Regions from separate parts of the Homo sapiens genome. Here region 2 is linked to region 1. Evidence: chromatin contacts called from ENCODE Hi-C or POLR2A ChIA-PET data. All regions are on one chromosome and are shown on one strand. Each heading gives the region's core, a stretch centred on a gene start or an enhancer-like site at or near the end of the contact. The rest is flanking DNA. Distances are from core to core; before and after follow the strand shown.

Region 1 (6,634 bases), core at 1,362-3,861:
GTCTTCCTCTGTGTCCTGGAAGTGTCTGTGTAGCGGGGTGCTTTTCCTCCATTAGTGTTTGGTGGGCTCCACTGGTGAGTCTTGGCCTGGACGTCTTTGTGAGACTGGGCCCTTTCCTAACTCCGGCAACAGACCTTCGTGCTCGAGAGCCCTGGCTCCTTTGGGGCTCCTGCTCCCACCTTACACGCGACAGAGGGGGACCGAGGGCTGTGGCATCACAGTCGTGGGCATCTACTGGCTGGCCACACCCTGGTACACCCTCTCCTGGGGCACCCCAGTACCAGGCCCGCTGGAAGGAAGGGCAGTCATCCTGTTGATCCCCACAAAGATGGCAGCAGGGAGGGCGCGGCGTGCTATGGAGAAGGCGTTGAGTCTGGGGTTTTGTGCAGCACCTTCAAGAGGGGACAGCAGGGCCAAGGGAGGCTGGGAGGGCGATTTGAGGATAGGCACTCAAGAGGCTGAAGGCTGACTAGCCTCTTGCGCCCGGAGGACAGGCAGGGAGCCAGAAGAGAGGCCCCAGACTGAGCCCCAGAGGCCACCAATGGCATAGGCTGCTCAGACACAGACAGGGAAGAAAAGGCCTCAGGGCTGCAGTGAGGGTTGGGAGAGGGATGCAGGCTGGCAAGGAGGTGGGAAGGAAGAAAGCAAGAATTTTGGCCACTGGAGTAGCCGGATGCAAACGGTCAATAGGGCAAAATGCTGCTGAGGATGTCACAAAGGTGCGTCTGACTCTGCTGCAGCCTGGGAGGCCAGGTGACCATGGCAGCAGAGAGAGGGCATCTCAGGTCAAGTGCCCCTGCCCTCTGGCTGTGGCCTGACGCCCTCTCCTGGTCTCCTGCACACCCTCGGCCTCTGTTGGCACCTGGACCAGACCACTCCCAGTCAGCCTCCAGCCAGACCTCACTGCTTGACAGTTTCTCCAGCTGGAGGTCCCAGTCTACATTCAGCTAAAAATGTCTGCTGTCCCCACTCACAGCAGCAGCAGCGGGGGAAAGGGGAGTGCCCTCTGCCTCTGTCCCATGCTCTCAGCCCCCCTCCCCTGCCCCCACTGGTGGGGCCCTGATTGCTCATGCTCAGAGGCCCCAGAATTGGGTAGGGAGGACCCTTAGTCCACAGCATTTGAAGGGAAGCAGGGCGGGCGGGTGCAGGCCGAGAGTGGACAGGTGCTTTGGGGCCCACTCCCCTCCCCAGCTGGAAATACAGACAGCCCAAAGAGCAGGAGGGCGCACTGGGAAGACCCCGCAGTTTCCTGAGCTCATACGGGCTTACCAGCGTGGGGAGCGGACCACGGTCAGCAGCAGTGTGTGGCAGAGCCCGCAGGGGAAACGTTGCCCGCAGACCATACACGGGCAAGATCTGGGACCCCCACTTCTGCAGCGTTCCGGGTCTCCCTCACCTCTCCCCTCCCACCACCTTCTGCAGCACGGGCTTAAGGAAATACCAGTGTTTTTCTGCAAAGAAACAGAGGGTCCGTCCAGGTCTGGCTGCCTCTTCGGCTGCCTGTGTTTAGACCTCCAAAGGCTGCTCCCGGCAACCCCTGCCCAGCTGCTCAACCTGAAAGAGGGGTCGGTAGCAAGGGCCGGGAGGCGCCAGGGCGCTGCGGCCGGATCCCAGGTGAGTTCCTTGACTCCGCGCCGCGCAGGTCACTGTGGCATAACTGGGAAAACCGCCGCTTCTCCCTCGGGAGCGGAGGCGGAGGGCCACGTCCTCCCTGGGGGTGCACAATCTCTGCTTGGACAACGCCCGCGTGCAGTAGCCCCACAGACTCCCATGCAGCCCCCCCGCCACGTGTGCCGCATCCGCGCCCTGCATGCAACACCCGCCCCCTCCAGCGCAGCATGCCCCTCGCTGGCGTGCAGCACCCCCCATGTGTGCAGCACCCCTGCCCCGAATACAGCACCTCTCCCCAGTACAGCACTCCCGCCCCGCATGCAACACTCGCCCCCCTCCAGGGCAGCATCCCCATCCCCCGCGCGTGCAGCACCCCCTCGAGGGGCGGGAAACTCTTTGGGACACCCGGGGTCACGCCCTGCAGGGTAAAACCCCCGTCCAGGGCAGCCATCTGCACCCCCTCGCCATGGGCCCACTGCCTGCTCCGTCCCGGGATGCGCCTTAATGGCGGGTCGGGCGGCAGCGGGAGCTCTGCTGCCTGGTGGGACCGGACGTGGCAGCCGGCGGGCTGGAGGCTCCCAGGTCCCGGCCTCGCCCTGGCCTCGCCTCGCCCCCTAGAGTCTCCCCGAGCGCTCGTAGCGGCGGGGCGGGGTGGGGAGGCGCTGATTGGCCGGCGCGGGCACCGCTTGCCGCCGCCACGGCATCCCGCTGCGTTCGTACAGGCTCGTGTCGACTCGGCTCCGTTGCGCGGCCCGGCTCGGCTCCCCTCAGCTGCGCTCGACTCCGCTGTTCGGCTCGGCTGTTCGGCTTGGCTACAGGGCTCGGCTGTTCGGCTTGGCTACATGGCTCGGCTGCGCGGCTCGGCTCTGTTCGGCTCGGCTCGGCTGCTGGGCTCGGCTGTTCGGCTCAGCTGCGCGGCTCGGCTCGTCTCGGCTCTGTTCGGCTCGGCTCGGCTGCTGGGCTCGGCTGTTCGGCTCAGCTGCACGGCTCGGCTCGGCTCGGCTCGGCTCGGCTGCGCGGCCGCTGACGGGCGTGCGCTGGGGGCGCGGGGCGCGGGGCGCGGGCCTCGGCGGCGGCGGCGGCGGCGGCGGCGGAAGCCAGGTGCCCCCGCCCGCCCTGTCCTCTCGACGAGGCGGAGGCGTCGCCGCGGGCCAGGCCTCGGACTGCCGCGTCGGAGTGGACGCGGGGGGCGGCGGCGCGGGCGGACGCGGGCGGCGCGAAGCAGCGGGGCCCGCGGGGGCGCCCCGGCCGGGTCGGCGCGGACGGCACTCGGCGGACGCGGGCGGACGCTGGGCGGCCCCTCCCTGCCCGCGCGCCCGGGCGCCCCTGGCCGGCGCCGGGCCCCAGAGCGATGACATCGACGGGGAAGGACGGCGGCGCGCAGCACGCGCAGTATGTTGGGCCCTACCGGCTGGAGAAGACGCTGGGCAAGGGGCAGACAGGTGCGTGCGGCCGGGGCGGGGACCGGGGCCGGGGAGGCCGCGCTGGCAGCGCGCTGGGTGGGGGGCGCCCGAGGGAGGCCCCGGCCGCGAAGCCGCAGGCCCGGCCCGGGCCCCGGCCGCGAACAATGGGCGGCCCGTGCGCCCCCGTCCGCTCGTGCGCCCCGGTTCCGCCGCGGATCCCGCAGGCCGCTTGGCTGCGGTCGGCCGGGCGCGGCCCAAGGACACGCGGCGCGGCGCGGGGCGCGCAGGCGGACAGGGGCGCACGGGACGGCGCCCCTCGGGCCCCGCTGCAGGTGCGCGGCCCGGGCCGCATTGTGCGCCCCAGCGACCGGGCCCATTGTGCCGCGGGAGGAGGGGGCCGCGCGGGCGCCCATCTGCCGTCTGCCGCGGCCGCGCTAATAGGCGTGCTGCCCGAGCAGCTGCGCCCCCGGCGGGACTCCCACCTCCGCGCGCCGGCCACCGGGGCCTCCGGGCAGGCCCGATCTCCCTCCGCGGTGGGGGCGGGAGAGTGCGGGGACCTGCAGAGGGCTGGACAGCGCCTTGCGCTGCTCCGGCTCGGGCTCGGGCGGGCGGAGCGTCTGTGACCTGCATTCCCACGGGGCAGGGAGAGGCCATTGGTGCTGGGACCAGAAGTGCGTGGGACCTGACCCGTGGAGCAGCCCCGCGGCCTGCCGGTGGAGGGGGCTTCCCGGTGGGGCCTGGCTGTCATTCTAGGGAACAGGCCGGGTCCCTGCGGGGCCGAACCCAGGCCAGAGGCAACCCAGCTACCCTCGCATGTGGCCAACTCTCCCCGGCCCGCTGGGTTTGGCTAGCCCTTCATCTGGTCAGGCACATTCACAGAGTCGCCTTTGTGGAGGCTGGGGCTCAGCCATTTTCTTTCTTCTCTCAGGACCGGCCTGTCTCTTGGTGTCCCCGAGGTCCCACGGCACTGCCTCTCCCTTCCAATCCGAGAAGTTCCTTAGACCCGGGCGGGCAGGGGTGGAGGGAAGGAGGAGGAGAGCGCTGGTGCAGGGTGGAGGCTCAGCCCCTCACGGCTGCACAGAGGAGGAGCTGGGAGGTGGCGTTGGGGAAAGAAAGTGGGCCAGGCCCAGGCTCTTGGGGGAGGGCCGTGGCTGTGATGTAACTACGGCAGAGCTGCAGGAAGGGGTTTAGACTGAGGGGTTCAGGGGAGCTGCCTCACCTTGGGTGCACAGCCTTCCGCCACCCGCCACGGCACGGAAGGGCCCCTGGCCACAGGGCAGGACCTGGGCAGGTGGGGTGGTGCAGCCTGGGTTGGAGAAGGAGGTGGCATTCAGCCCATGTCACCTGAGTTCAAAATTCTCGTCTTTCCCGGAAAGAAAAACTAGTGTGTGAAATCCGTGGTGAAGGAGGGGCCCAGGGCAGCAGGATGCAGGAGTCAGTGAGATAATCCAATTACGGTCCCAATAAAATGTTATTATAAGGAAACATCTGCGTGTAAATGAAGACACGATGAGTTATGTGCTGTGCGCGGCCTCGGTGGGTAGGGGCTGGTCTCCACTCTTCATGGCATTCTGCTGGCGGCAGTTAATTACGGGAGGTTTCCACTGTAATTAACAGTAATGAATACAAAAGGATGGGCTGTGTGTGTCTACAACGTGCTGAGAGAGATATTTAGAAAACAGCTCGAGGGGGGGCACAAAGCGGCCCCTCTCTCCCGAGTTATGACGGGCAGAGCGCAAGCGTGTCACCGGGAGGGCCCTGGAGAAGGCCACCATTTCTGTGCGTCTTCTGTTGCTGCTGCTGAAGGGTCACCAGGAGTTGGGTGGACATGGGGCCTGGAGTGTGTGTGCTGGGCCACTTGGCACCAGATGCCAGGAGAGCTGCCAGGTCCCAAGCTCAAGAGGGAGATAGGCTTCCTGCCAGGAGACCTCCGTGGGAGAACGGGAGGCTGGGCTTCTGGCCGCCACCACCCGAGGACGATCTGATCCTGCCGTTGAGAACGCTTCTCCTTCCAGGGACCTGGCCACAGGGGAGCTGTGGAGGCCTTGCTTGGGGGGCCATTGGTGTGGACGCGACTCCAGCCCCTTCCCCGTGTCTGTGGCTGGCAGCTTTGTTTGGCCCTCTCTGTTCATCTCTCTCAGCCTGAGACCTTGGAAGGAGGAGCTGCTCGACTTGAGGTGGCCACTGAGAGGGAGGTGGTCAGTGGCAGTGGCAGTGAGCCTTGTGGTGCCACGAGAGCCCTTCCACCCGGCTGACCCAAGCTGGGGCCTGCTGGACGGTGGGCCAAAGATGTGGTCCGAAACCTGCCCTTGGGGAGTCTGGCCGTGTGGGGAGGGGAGACCACGCAGCACCCCCACCGGGGCCTGGAGGACGCCCTTCTAGACGCCGCAGGGTCCGGTCGGCTGTCTTCTTCTGCCTTTCAGCGTGAGCGCTGCATGGTCTCACCTGTACGGCACCTCCCTGTCTTGTTGGGTCTGTGCGTCCTGCAGGGCCAGTGTGGCTGTAGGGTCGTCCTTCTGCATGGGGCGTCCTCTGCACAGCTCCCCTCGGTGGCTGTGGGGGTTGCCTTCAGTGGTCTCACTGCCGGTGCCAGGCACCAGGTGAAGCCGTCAGAGCACTGAGCATCTGTGGAAGCCTCCTCGCCGGCTGCTTGGTGGTTTCTGGCCAAGACTTAGGGGGATGTAGGCTGGGGTTGGGGTGGGAACCCACCTGCAAAGGTGCTGCCTTAGCTTTTCTTGGGGCTGAGAAAGGCTTGTGTAGCCTCATCTGAGCTTGACCCCTGCAGAGATGCCGAGACACAGTCCCTGCCAGCAAGGGCAACCATGGAGGTTGGAGGGCGCAGACACTCCGAGTTGGAGCATGCAGGTCCAGGAGGGTGTGTGGCACGGGCTGGGTGGCTTTTGTCCCTGCGCGCCTTTGTCCCTGTGCCCCATCAGTACGTGGAGCAGGGCACCTTCTTGCCCAAACCTCGGCTTAGCTCCTGAAATCTGGGAGGCCTGGGAGGGCCCTGTGGGAGGAGCTGGAGAACCTCGGGCCCTTGGAGCTGTTCTTGGGGGCAGGCGGGTGGGCTGCATGGGACGATGAGGGGCCTGCCTTCGGGAATCCTCTGTCTGGGGGGCGGGAGAAAGGAATAATGGCCGCGATAGGGCTCCCTGCGAGGGAACGAAGGAGCTAGGATGAGGGGCTGCCCTGCAGCTCACCTGGCAGTGTTCACCTGCTGTGGCGTGGGGGAGGGACCTAGGCTGCCAGGGACCTGGGGCCGCCCCTCCATGTTCTCAATGGCCTTTAGGAAGGTTGAGCCCTGGTGGCTGCCAGGGTGGAGAGGGGTCCTGGGATGGGAGGAGTCATTGAAGATGGAACAGGTGAGGGGAGGGAGAGCCTGTGCCTGGGAGACCCTGGGGGTGACCCCAGGCCCAGAAGCTGGAGGCAGATGTGGAGGGGAAGGAAGCTGGTCTGAGATGGGGTCTGTTTAGAAAGTTGAGCAGGACGGGCAGCGATGGGCTGTGGTGTGCAGGTCCCTGGAGATGGGCCATGGAGATGGGTCCTGGAGATGGGTCCTGGAGATGGGCCCCTGGAGATGGGCCATGGAGATGGGTCCTGGAGATGGGTCCTGGAGATGG
Region 2 (6,634 bases), core at 1,752-4,251, 40 kb before region 1:
GATAGTTTACTGGATTGTAACCCACAGAATAAAAAGCCGCGAGCCCACAGTGACGCACACGAACAATTCGCTGAGTGAAGAGTCGGTGTACACGGAGCTGCCCTTTCTCCTTCCTGGCCCTGGTGGGAGAATTTTTATCACAAGTGGGTGATGGGTTTTGTCCAGTGCTTTTCCATGTCCGCCGGGATGGAATAAACGTGACGTTTGTCTGTGGCCCTGTCAGTGTACAGCACGTCACGGATCATCTGCATGTGTGCCCAGGACCGGGGCAGTCACCCAGCAGATACGCACGTGGGACCCGGCTTGGCCTCATGGGGTGGCGGCTGTGTCTTGGTTTTCATTTGGTTCAGAAGGTGGGTACGGACCAGGCATGGTGTCTCACGCCTGTCATCCCAGCACTTTGGGAGGCCGAGACAGGTGGATCACTTGAGGTCAGGAGTTTGAGACCAGCCTGGCCAAAACCACCCATCTCTACTAAAAATGCAAACATTAGCTGGGCCTGGTGGCAGGTGCCTGTGATCCCAGCTACTCAGGAGGCTGAGGCAGGAGAATTGCATGAACCCGGGAGGTGGAGGCTGCAGTGAGCCAAGATCGCACCATTGCACTCCAGTCTGGGTGACAGAGGGAGACTCCGTCTCAAAAAAAAAAAATTCCTTCAGGTCCTGCATACCTACGAAACTGTTGACTCAGCTGGTCCAGAGGACCCCACTGACACACGCTGGCCTCACAGCAAAGAAACAGTTTTGAAAGACATCTTTGCTGAGTTTTCCATGCTCAGCTGGCACTCCCTTTCTCTTCGGAGTTCCTGGCCTCCTCAGGAGTCTTGTGGCCTCTCCAGAGGTCTTGCGGCCTCCTCAGGGGCCTGGTCAACCCTCCTTAGTTATAGGAATGGCCTCATTTGAGGAGATTCCCTCCAATAGGAGGGAGACGCTTGCAGAGCAGGATTCATGAACAATCCGTGTAAGTGCGGGGACGATGCCTGGCATGTTACACTCCAGATGCCGGCTGTCAGTAGCGCCGTCACAGTCACTCATGTCTGTGGTTCGCTTCCCACGCCGGGTCTTCAGCCCCATCTACCCACAGGGCCCCAGACTCAACCCCACCATCTCTGTAAATAGAACCACCAGCCACCCACTGCTTAAGCAGAAAGAGTGCCAGGAACGCTTGTGACTTTCCCCCATCCTCACCTCCACTTCCAAACAATGCTGGGGACCAAGCAGGGGTCATGACCCAGATTCTGTGTTTCTGGCTAATGATTAGTTGGGAGTTCCTTTGGAATAAAACCCCAAGTCCTTGCCACAGCTGGCAGGAGCCTGTTCTGCAAACCGCACCCCCTTCTACGTCACCCTCTCTCTGTATCACAGGGCCCCTCTCTGGTCCTCAGACACTGTGGGAGGCTGGAGGGATCAACCCCAGCCCTCTCTTCCCTACCCACCTTCTGAACTAAATGAAAAGCAAGACTCTGCATGAGCACAGGGGGCCAAGCTGGGTCCTACATGTGGATCAGGCTGGGCGGCCGACCCTGGTCGTGGGTGGGCCGACCCGTGTGGGGAGCTTGGGGAGGGCGGCATCCTTCCGCCCGGGAGGGGAGATTAACTCACACACACAAAGCACTAGCTGGTGGCAAAGGACATGCTTTATCATATACGGCAGAGCCATGTGGGCACCGAGAACCCGAGAAAAACCCAGCTCCCCATGAGAAGTGTGTCTGTCCAGCGTCTGGGGGAGGGGCGTGTGGTCCTCAGGAAGGCCATGCAGGGCGCCCACCCGGAGCTCCCCGGGGATGGCCTCTGCGTGCGGCCTCATGACCTTGTGACCTGGGTCTGGCTCTCAGGAGCACCAGGCAGGCAGGGAGGGCATGCCCTGGAGGAGCCCTGCCTGTGGCCGCATTGCCGTTAGAATTTCAATGAGGGGCACTCAGTTTGATGGATGACTCCTGCGGCCCTGGAGGCCTGAGGCCCCACCTGCTCCGTCTGCTCGGGAGACACAACGTCTTGACTCGGCCTCTGTCCCTTTGTCCTCCCTGCCAGGCCTGCCAGCCCTGCGCTGTGACTCTGCCCTGCAGGCCGGGGGGCCGGGTAGACACCCCTCAGGAAGAAAAGCCTCTGCCTGGAGCCGCTAGCCTGTGCTGGGGGGGGCTTGGAGACCCCAGGGTGTGGGCTTCGGGGCTGCAGATGGCCCAGGCGCTGACCCAAATTCAGTGCTCTCGGGGGTGGGTCTGTGTGTCCCTCCACTGGGCCTCTGGACCAGAACCTTCCGGGGACTCCAGCTTCCCTCTGAGACGTCTCGGCCGACCCAGCCCCTCCTATGCGGCGGCCAGCCTGGGGCCCAGTGGGTAGATTTGCTCCTGTACCATCTCAGGGCCGGTGCCCTGCGGAGGGAGAGGCGCTGTCTGTCAAGCCTCACTCTCTCCTGGCGAGGGCTCTGGTTTTCCAGCCACGTCGCTGCATGGAGAGCAACGCACAAAGACAGGGTCTCAGAGGCCACCTGTGCCCACCCTGGTCCTGCCGGATAACTCCTCCCTTCCCTCTTCTCCGGCAGTCAAAGCCCCCGACAGAGGGAACGATGGCCCCGGGGGACACAGCTCCTTTCCCCAGCTGTTCCCAGAGCACAGCTGGCTTCAGCCTGGGTGCAGCCACATCTTACGGGTCCAGCCCGAGTCCGTCCATTTCTGAGGGTCCTGCTGCCCTCCCCTACCTGCCCCCATGCTCCGCAGAGCCCTGCAGAATGAGAGGGTCCTGGACCTGGCTCCTCTGCCTGGGAGAATCTGACGGCTCCGGGTGCAGTCGTAGCCCCAGGAGAGGCCCTGGCGCCCTGACCCCCGGCAGGCAGCGAGGCTGATGTGGGAGGGCGAGGCCGCCCCGCCCTGGCTCTGACAACCCTCCCTGCACTGCTGCCCAACCCTCTCCCCATGCCTCCTCCACCTCCCCCAGGGTTGGCCTGGGAGCCTCCTCCGCTTCCCCCAAGGTTGGCGCCCGGGAGCCGTGCTCTGGGACCACACTCCTCTTTGGCTCTGGGAATTTCTCCTCCCACGTGGAGGCCCCCACAGCAGTGGACACCACCCAGCCAGGCCCACCTGACCGGTCAGGCTCAAACCCTCTGGTACCCGCCCCACCCATAGGACCAGGTGTAAACCAGGCAGCGACACCCCAGACGTGTGGTCTTGGTCAGCTCCCCTGGGCTCCTCTCCCTCCAGCTGGCCCTTCTCTGCCCAGGAAACAGTTTTCTGAAGAGTTCTCCGTTCTCGAGCCTTCCAGCTGCGTGGGAGAGAGTTGACCCCAAGGCTGGGACCACAAGAGGCCAGGGAGGGTGGGCCTGGGATCTGCAGCTCACGGGCTGTGTGACTGTGGGCACGAGATTTCATTTCCTGATTCATAAAGGTGGGGACCGATCAAAGCTACTCCTTGGACCTTTGTGAAGATTAAATGAGTTCAACACGGAGCATTCTTGACCCATGGTGAGTGTCGTAAAACGCTGGCCACTGTAATTTTTCATTTTCCCTTCGGCATTATGACAATATATCCCCAATGGCATAGGATTTTAAGTGAATGTACCGTAATCTGCCCAACCATTCTTTTACTGTGGACACTTGAGTGATTTCCAATCATGTTTACTCTCATTTGTTTTCTTTTTCTTTTTTTTTTTTTTTTGAGATAGTCATGCTCTGTTGCCCAGGCTGGAGTGCAGTAGTGTGATCTCAGCTCACTGCAACCTCTGCCTCCCGGGTTCAAGTGATTCTCCTGCCTCAACCTCCCAAGTAGCTGGGACTACAGGAACACACCAATGCACACAGCTACTTTTTTTTTAACTTTTAGTGGATACGGGGTTTCACCATGTTGTCCAGGCTGGTCTCAAACTCCCAACCTCAGGCGATCCGCCTGCCTCGGCCTCCCAAAGTGCTGGGATTACAGGTGTGAGCCACTGCACCCAGGCTAGTAATATTGACTCTTAGGCTAGTAATATTGACTCTTAGAGCTAACACTCTAACATGGAAAGGAGAAAACAATTGTTTCTCCTTAGGGATTGTTTCCTTAAAATTTGGCCCAGAAACTATAATCCTGAGTCAAATGGTGTCGATGTTCTCATTATCCTGGAAGAATCACGCTGACCTTGGCTTTAAAAGGTTGAATCACCTCGGACTTGCGAACGGCAACGGGTCTCTCACAGAAGCTCGGCCGCACTGGAATATGCAGATGTGTTTGTTTTCATTAGTATTTCTGTGTTTTACCATTTTTCTGAGCTTACTAATTATGTGTTTTACCGATTTTTCTGAGCGTACTAATTATGTTCTATTTAAATGTTCTCTGTGTACTGATCTGTTGCAAATGTAATTTGTAATTACCGGGATCACCCTCAGTGTGATGTGAGGTCTGATCTCCAACCTCTATGCCTCACTGCCTTTGAGAAATGACCTGTTGTTCCTGACACTCTTGCGAGGTGGGTGGATTAAACCCTCTGCCTCTGCTAGCTTTTCTCCCAGGTCTCACACCTGGACCCCCCACCCCCACCAACTCCCCTCCCAGGCCTCCCACCCAGACCCCCACTCCCCTCCTAGGCCTCCCACCTAGACCCCTGCCCCCACCAATTCCCCTTCCAGGCCTCACACCTGGACCCCCACCCCCACTGACTCCCCTCCCAGGCCCCATGCCTGGACCCCCACCAACTCCCCTCCCAGGCCTCATACCTGGACCCCCCACCCCCACCAACTCCCCTCCCAGGCCTCACACCCGGACCCCCACCCACTCCCCTTCTAGGCCTCCCACCTAGACCCCTGCCCCCACCAATTCCCCTTCCAGGCCTCACACCTGGAACCCCACACCCACCAACTCCCCTCCCAGGCCTTACACCTGGACCCCCACCCCCACTGACTCCCCTCCCAGGCCCCATGCCTGGACCCCCACCCCCACCAACTCCCCTCCCAGGCCTCACACCTGGACCCCCCACCCCCACCAACTTCCATCCCAGGCCTCACACCTGGACCCCCACCCCCACCAACTCCCCTCCCAGGCCTCATACCTGGACCCCCCACCCCCACCAACTCCCCTCCCAGGCCTCATACCTGGACCCCCCACCCCCACCAACTCCCCTCCCAGGCCTCACACCTGGACCCCCCACCCCCACCAACTCCCCTCCCAGGCCTCACACCCGGACCCCCACCCACTCCCCTTCTAGGCCTCCCACCTAGACCCCTGCCCCCACCAATTCCCCTTCCAGGCCTCACACCTGGAACCCCACACCCACCAACTCCCCTCCCAGGCCTTACACCTGGACCCCCACCCCCACTGACTCCCCTCCCAGGCCCCATGCCTGGACCCCCACCCCCACCAACTCCCCTCCCAGGCCTCACACCTGGACCCCCCACCCCCACCAACTTCCATCCCAGGCCTCACACCTGGACCCCCACCCCCACCAACTCCCCTCCCAGGCCTCACACCTCGACCCCCCACCCCCCACCCCTCATCCCCACTGACTCCCTTCCCAGGCCTCACACCTGGACCCCCCACCCCCCACCCCCACCAACTTCCATCCCAGGCCTCACACCTGGACCCCCACCCCCACCCCTCATCCCCACCGACTCCCCTCCCAGGCCTCACACCTGGACCCCCACCCCCAATGACTCCCCTCCCAGGCCTCACACCTGGACCCCCACCCTCACCCCTCATCCCCACTGACTCCCCTCCCAGGCCTCACACCTGGACCCCCACCCTCACCCTCATCCCCACCGACTCCCCTCCCAGGCCTCACACCTGGACCCCCATCCCCTACCCCTCATCCCCGCCGACTCCCCTCCCAGGCCTACACCAGGTCCCCCACCCCCTCTTGCCTGTCACAGTGCCTCCTGGAACATGGAACCCCTCTAGCAACTCCCTAATTTTCTTCTATTCATAGCAAATTGTCTCAAAAAATGTGTCTACACCCACCATCCAAGACCCTGCATCCAAGACGCCCCATCCAAGACCACCCCCTCCTCTAGTCACTATATGACCACCTCTCTGCATCTCATTTCCTCAGCCACCCCTGCTGGTCCTGGGTCTGGACTCAGCATGGCCGTGGCTGCACGTGGCTCTTCTCCCCCTTTCCCAGGGCTCTTTCCAGCCCACGGAGCAGAGTGCCACCTCCCTGCCTACCTCAGCCCCAGTTCCCTCAAAGGGCAAACGTTCCACCTGCCGACCCATTTTCCTGCTTTGGGCCGGCCAGGGCCAGGCCTGGTCTTCCCAGCCCTACTGCGGTGCCCGACCCACAGGACAGCCTGGGGGGCATCAAGCCCAATGCCTCTGAGAGCCTGTGAGTGAGTGGCCTCCATGGTGCTGGGGCCGCTCCAGCCGCCTTGCTTGGCCCCCGGGCCTCCCTTCAGGATCTAGATCACACCCAGACACCCGTCCCTGCCTCTGCCCCAGCACCTCCGCCTGGAATGTGAATCCGCAGCTACCTGTGGAGCCGGCGCCTTCTCTCCGTCCTTCTCACACTGAGGGGCACCCCCAGAGAGGTCACCATGGCCCGAACGTCTATCCCCAGAAATTCTTCTGTTGAAACCTTCACTGCCAAGGTGATGCTATTGGGAGGAGGGGCCTTTGGGCGGGTCTGGCCGTGAGGGTCGGCCTCGTAAATGGATTAGTGCCCAGACAAAAGGGAC

The links. Hi-C counts contacts between places; a loop is a spot of excess contacts on that map. ChIA-PET counts read pairs that join two places held with the same protein, here RNA polymerase II (POLR2A). Pooled maps may share reads with other maps.
Region 2: POLR2A ChIA-PET joins it to region 1 with 27 read pairs in WTC11. The contact joins the promoter of LINC02689 here to the promoter of BRSK2 in region 1. A Hi-C loop is called at or near these places in 4 of 168 maps with a recorded cell type or tissue (CD4-positive, alpha-beta T cell, dorsolateral prefrontal cortex, heart left ventricle and 1 more), 1 of 37 single-sample maps with no recorded cell type and 5 of 50 pooled maps. POLR2A ChIA-PET finds 5 or more read pairs at or near these places in 9 of 52 experiments (A549, Caco-2, H1 and 5 more).

Annotation. Positions count from the first base shown.
Region 1 is chr11:1,387,323-1,393,956 of GRCh38, forward strand. BRSK2 (BR serine/threonine kinase 2) reads left to right here and starts at 2,612. Exons shown (of 20, transcript NM_001256627.2): 1 at 2,612-3,053. The coding sequence starts at 2,963. RefSeq lists a silencer at 2,009-2,378.
Region 2 is chr11:1,347,306-1,353,939 of GRCh38, forward strand. LINC02689 (long intergenic non-protein coding RNA 2689) reads left to right here and starts at 3,002. Exons shown (of 5, transcript XR_930972.2): 1 at 3,002-3,457. RefSeq lists enhancers at 1,269-1,821, 6,102-6,634.